2 separate regions of the Homo sapiens genome follow, and region 1 is linked to region 2. A link is a contact called in ENCODE Hi-C data. All regions are on one chromosome and are shown on one strand. The core of a region is the stretch at or near the end of the contact, and the rest is flanking DNA. Distances in the headings are between cores, read along the strand shown. Region 1 holds the start of HDAC9 (histone deacetylase 9). Region 2 holds the start of AHR (aryl hydrocarbon receptor).

Region 1 (3,135 bases), core at 517-3,016, 1.2 Mb before region 2:
TTATTCTGATTCCATGAAAAGATTGGGTCAACAGAAGGATCTTAAAATTAACATAACTAACCAAGGTTTAAAGAAAACTAGCTTTAAACATAGATCCCCATATGGGAAGGTGTATTAACACCAAAACAGACATCATGCCAACCTGTGGAATATTTCTTTCACACCTAGCTCTACAAAGTAAACACTGCTTTATGTGGCATTCTTATCATGGAAATCTAGGCGGTGATCTATAATTACGATTAAGCCCACATGGGAAGTGGGATCTAAGTGAGAACTTTAAGCCAATTTTAGGTTGAAACATTCAGAAGAGGACAGAAACAAAGAGTTCCCAAAGCTTTAGGAAATAGCCATAGGAAATAAATATGAAAGGCAATAATTACACGTTAAGTGATACTGCCTGGAGAGTATGTTCATTTAGTAAGTATAAATTGACAAGGCTGACAAGCTCAATCTCCCACCAGCTCATCTCCTTGAGAAACTAGAAATTAGAATCTGTTCCTATTATCCTTTAAAACGCTGCACCTGCTTTTAACACATTTACATGTGTGTTATGCCATCACATCTGCCTGACAATGCTAGACTTCCCACATGTTTTTGAAGAAAATTAAAATAAGCATCTGCTAATAACAATTTTATTTCATCCTAAACAGTTTCATTTGGGGCTGATGAGAAAAAGCCACATAATGGAAAAAAGAAAACTACCTTTATAACTCTGTGGCAAACACATTTTAGAAGGTAGGTCTATAAATAGATGTGCTTCTGTAGGCACAGAGTAAATATAAAATCGTCAGGCTAGCGGGGCTGCAGTTTAAACTGAAGCCCCAATATGAACTTACCTGATTTTTAAAGTCCTATTAGAATAGGCTTACAATCAGTACACAGCTCCTTTTTCTAGTTGCATAGTAAAGGCAAAACACCCCCAACTACATTTTACTTATCTCAGTCTCATCTTTCATCAGAAGCAATAGTTTGCAATTTCATTCAGAAGCTGCTGTCCCTAAGCAGACTGAATATGCACAGAAACAGTAATGGAAGGGATCTAAGTTAAACCCTACAGACGCACCAAGAAAATAGCAACATCAACACGAAAAAGCAGCAATTTCCTTAAGAGAGGTGCTTTTCTTAGCTGCATTTCCCAAGCCAGCCCCCTTTCAAACCTAAAACGTCTCAGTTATGAAAGAGGATCTTACCTGAGCTGATCATACTGTGCATTCTTTGCTGAGCCAAGAGCTGCTCTCGTCCAGCCACCCCATCTGAGGAAAAACAGGAGTCACTCTCGTAAATTGTCTGCAGCATATTCCAGTCACTCTTACTTCAGCTACATGAAACATTCATCACTGCTCAGTGCACCGGCCCCAGGAGCTACCCTCGCTGGTTCTCCCTCCTCCCTGAGGAGAAGCAGCAGAGGATCAACTTCGACAATGATTTCCTTTCTGCTCAAATGGGCATCCACTTTTAAAAAGACCTGGACACTTTTCCCATGTTACCAACCTGTGTGCAAAGCAGAAAGGACAGAGTGGATGCTATAGCTCTCTGGAGTTTAGGTTATCCCGGAAACTACAAGCAGGTGGGAAATAGGAACGTGCTTCGGGGTTATTTCTTTGTCAGAATACGTAGAAAATTATTAAGTCTACCCACGAGAAAAAGAAACCAATTAAACCTGGCTTAGAGTTCTTCAGGCTGCTAGGGTTTTGTTGCAAAAACCCTCAGTCCTGCAAGTGGCTCCAGCCGGTGCCCTTCTCCTATCTGTGTCTGTGCCTCTCTTCCCCCTTTCTCAGTCTCTCTCAGCTCAAGTTGGCTAAAGCGAGTGATAATCCATTTGCATATGAATCAACAACAGCATGGCCCACAGGCACAGAAATAGAACAATGGTCGGCCTGAGCCAAAAATAGGTCAAGCATGGCCGAGTGATTGGAGCCTGCATTAATGCATTTAAAAATACCCCAGCAAACCCAGCTGTCCAGCCTCTATCTTTCCAACCATAATTCTCTATCGCAGGGCCTTAAAACCAATTAACTCTTTCCTCTCTCGAAGCTTGCTTTACACACTGTGTTTCCATACTGGCGATTCGCTTCCAAAGAAAGGAAGGCAAGAAAAAAAATTAAGAATCATAATTCTAAGAGGGCAAATGCACATACATTTCATTTCATTTTATTTTTGTAGTATGTGTTTTTGGAAGAGAGAGGAGAGAAGTACAGAGCTCTGTATTGGTTCTAAAATAATACTGGAAGCTTTTGCTCATAATGTGGTTTCTGCCTCACCCACGCACAGCAATCCTGGTGTTCTATTTTTGTTGCCTGTTTCTCAGGCTACACTGCAGTTGGCTGTAGCACTAGAAGCTTTTCTGCCTTCTAGTTTCAGGACTAACAGGAGATTTAGCAGAGGTACTTTTGGAAAACAAGCACACCCCAGAATAAAATTTTTATGAAGGACAGGCTTGATTTTTTACTTGCTATTTATGCAAGACAATTGTCCATTTCACAAATCCTATTGTATCTTAGTACCACCTATGAATTTTATCGCATCCATCCAGTTAGTACTATATCTATAAACAAAACAAAACACAAAACACAAAACCGTGGCTTATATGTGAAAATTTCCCCTCAGCCTCTCAGGCTAAATTCAATTTACTTGCAAAAGGAAAAGAAAGTAGTCTGATTTCTTATGGATACAGAATTTCTGAGCATATGCACCTGTTGATGGATAAATCATATATATGGTTAGTACCCAACTATGACTGTTCTGCATTCAGCTATACATTGGTTGCCCGAAATATGGACCTCCTAACTTTTCTGTAGAAATAGCATTTATGATAGTCAATAGATTACCAGACACATTGTGGCGTTCAGCTATACAGTACAGTAGATAGTATCAGAGTTTTATAGTCTCTGGTGCTACATTTATATCCTTTCTATATAAGAGATAAATTTTACATTCCAAAGAGGGATCCTAGCATCTTGTCACTTCCAAGAGCAAACCCAAAAGTGATAATCTACTAGTCATGGAAGCTCTTTTCTCTTTTCTAAACTAAATCAGCGAGGAAAATGTAATTCTAAGGCATCAGAAGCAACAGGGGAAAGAGAGGAAAAAGCAGATTATTTCAAAATTCCCAGAACAATCCGATGGAAGAGGGAT
Region 2 (2,871 bases), core at 141-2,640:
TTACAGACCCTAAAGCCACCCCAAAAGTGATAAGCAAGCTTCCGAAAAAGATGTCTGAAGAATACAAATCCTCCACCGTATCCTGTCCGTTGCATCCACTCCCACCTGCTACCACTTCTATCCACTTTACCGATATGGTCACGATGAGCGCTACAAAATTGCTGCCAAATAAGTAAATATGAGCGCAACACAAAGCCAGTTGGTGGGGACCAAAAAGTACCTTTAGAGGCACTCAGCCCCTTCGTAAAAGTCAGCATGTGTTTAGCTCTTTAAAACATCTCGCCTTACCAAACTCTACGAAGAATGAGAATTAAGACCGTCCTCTAACCTAACCCATGCGGATATGAAAAGTGGAAGGAGATTTCAAGACAGGTTTATACTAACTAATCCATTAGCCCAAGGCAGATCAGAGCTGTCAACAAATCAGGACCAAATCAGAAAGAACAAAGTTGCAAATGTGAGAGGGTGTGTATGCACTGGTGCGGGGGAAGAGGATGGGTGGGAGGACAATTTTTAAAATGCAATCATTGAAAACGGGAGAATCCAAGTCCTCTGTCTCCCAGCCGGCCTCCAAACCTCGATTCCACGGGCAGTGCCGGGAATGGACCTAATCCCAGGATCGCAGGGATTTGGGGGCGGGGTGGGGCTGCCTCCCGCACCCGCGTGCCTGAGCGCCCAGCCCCCGCGATGAGGACGCGCTCGGGACACTCACGTTTTCTGCACCGGCTTCCGCCGCTTGCGACTGGCGTAGGTGATGTTGGCGCTGCTGCTGTTCATGGTGCCCAGCCGACGGCGGCGGCTACTCCCCGGGCACTGGCGGCCGGGTCCCCGGAACCCGGTGTAGGCTGGGACCACTGCGGCGGCCGGCGCCGGGTTCCGCGAAGCCGCGCCCGCTCCACCTGCGTCCTCTCGGGACAGTGGCGTGGGCGCCGCGCCTCAACGCCTCGGCTCACGCAGGCTTCCGCAGCCCGCGCCAGTACAGGTGAGCTGCCTGGGCCTGGCGCAGTGAGGGTGGGCGAGGGGCGGAGACCCGCGAGCAAGGCGGCGCAGGTGCCGTCTACACCGGCGGAGGCGGCGCGGCAATGCCCGCAGGTGAGGCGGCCCGGGCGGAGGAGGAGCCTGGGCCGTCTATTTAGAATCCTGGCCTGGGTCGCTCACGGTGGCGCCGCGCCCCGTGACCGTCGCCGCGGCCCCTTGGGTGAGGGAGGTGCCGCCGCGCTGCTCCCGGGACTTCCTAAATCCAGGGTGCTTCCCGCCTGCGGAGCTCGGGCGCGGGCCACCAGTCCCGGCTGCTCCCAGCTTCCGTTCGGCTACACGGCTGCCCCTGTTCTGAGCTGGCGGTCCGGGGCACGCTCTCGGAACAGAGCGTCGACGGGACTCCCCAGCCACTGCCTCCCGCCGCCGCGCGCACCGGCTGAATAGCAGGAGCACCCCCGACCCCTCACCGGCCCCGCCCCGCCCAGATCCCGCGTAGCCCCGCCCCGTCCTGCTTGCCCCCGCCCATCTGGATTCCATTCCGTCTTCCTTGAGGGCCCCACCCTCATCCCGGCACGTGATGACGTAGGACGTAAGGACGCCCCCCCCCGCCGGTAGCCATCTTCGTGCATAGGCAAACTTATTGTAGCTAGACTGTACAAAGTATATCAAGATATGCCAAATATTGAGCTTAACTTCACCTGTTTGAGAGACGGTGGGTCAGCTAACTTGTGGCTAAGAATTACAATTAACTGGTAGACAACTGGTAGACAACCAATGGGACTGTATATTTTCCTAGTTGGGAAGGCTTCAGAAGGCCAGATTTGAGTTGAGACTTGAAGGCTAGGAGTTTCCTTGACCTTTTTTGGTGTGCGGGGGAAGTCTTTACAATAGACAGGAATATAGATAATAAGGGGACTATTATGTATTGTGTCATGGAGGACCATGTGGAAAAATATTGGGAGTAATTAACAATATTGAATACTGTTGAGAAATTCAAATTAGTTGAGAACTGAAAATGTCATTCTTGTTTTCTCAATGTGTAGTCACTGATGACTTTCGTGAATGCAGTGTTGGGGTAATGGGCCTGCAAATAACATTGAAGTGGGTACAGGATTGAGCTGAAGATAACAAAATGGCATCCTCAAGCAGGCAATTTTTCTTCCAAGTTTAGCTGTGGATGAGAGACACATCAGATTGTATGTAGGGGGAGTGAAGGGTTAAATGAGGGTTTTCTAGTTTTGGTTTAGTTCTTTAATGGGCGATACTGAGCGGCTTAGAGGGGGTAGAGATAAACTATGTAGGGAACCTGAGGGAAGAGTGAAGGAATGATAGATATTAAGATACCGAAAGCAGGAGGGAATGAGTGCCAAAGCATAAATGGGAGATTAGGACTAATAGATTAGATACTAACAGAAACAGCACTTACAGTGCTTTGCTATTCAGAGTACTCCACAGCTTCTTTTGAGAGTTACAGGAAATGCAGACTCTTTGGGTGTCCTTATTAAATCAGAACCCGAAGTTCACAGGAACTCCCAGGTGATTCAAATGTACATAAAGTTGGAGGAGCAGTTCTCTACCATAGCTGGAGGAAAGAAGGACAGTGGGTGAGATATAGTAGGCTACTAAATTTTGGATCAGAAAAATGAAGGAGATGTAACAAAGAGGGTATTCTAGCATGAGCTACAAAAGAACAATTGTGTTTTGTGGTCGATGATCTTTGTTTTAATTTTAGAAGAGCATAAAGTGAAAGTGATCTGGGAAGTGACAACAAGGAAGTAGATGGACATCCACCCTGTATCCTGTGATAAGAGAAAATAATTAGGCAGTATTGGGGAGACCTTTAGGAAAGTGATAGCCTCAGTAAGCCACCTTTCAGTTTAAGGAAAAAGATGG

What was found. Hi-C counts contacts between places; a loop is a spot of excess contacts on that map. Pooled maps may share reads with other maps.
Region 1: a loop to region 2 is called in a pooled map, with 23 times the contacts of the local background. The contact joins the promoter of HDAC9 here to the promoter of AHR in region 2. A Hi-C loop is called at or near these places in 5 of 37 single-sample maps with no recorded cell type and 5 of 50 pooled maps.

What each region holds. Positions count from the first base shown.
Region 1 is chr7:18,494,380-18,497,514 of GRCh38, reverse strand. It overlaps HDAC9 (histone deacetylase 9), which reads right to left and starts at 1,766. Exons shown (of 26, transcript NM_178425.4): 1 at 1,492-1,766; 2 at 1,191-1,253. The coding sequence starts at 1,212. RefSeq lists an enhancer at 1,988-2,037.
Region 2 is chr7:17,297,171-17,300,041 of GRCh38, reverse strand. AHR (aryl hydrocarbon receptor) reads right to left here and starts at 1,390. Exons shown (of 11, transcript NM_001621.5): 1 at 713-1,390. The coding sequence starts at 777. It overlaps LOC101927609 (a long non-coding RNA gene), which reads left to right and starts at 722. Exons shown (of 12, transcript XR_007060234.1): 1 at 722-982. RefSeq lists silencers at 716-765, 806-915, 966-1,115.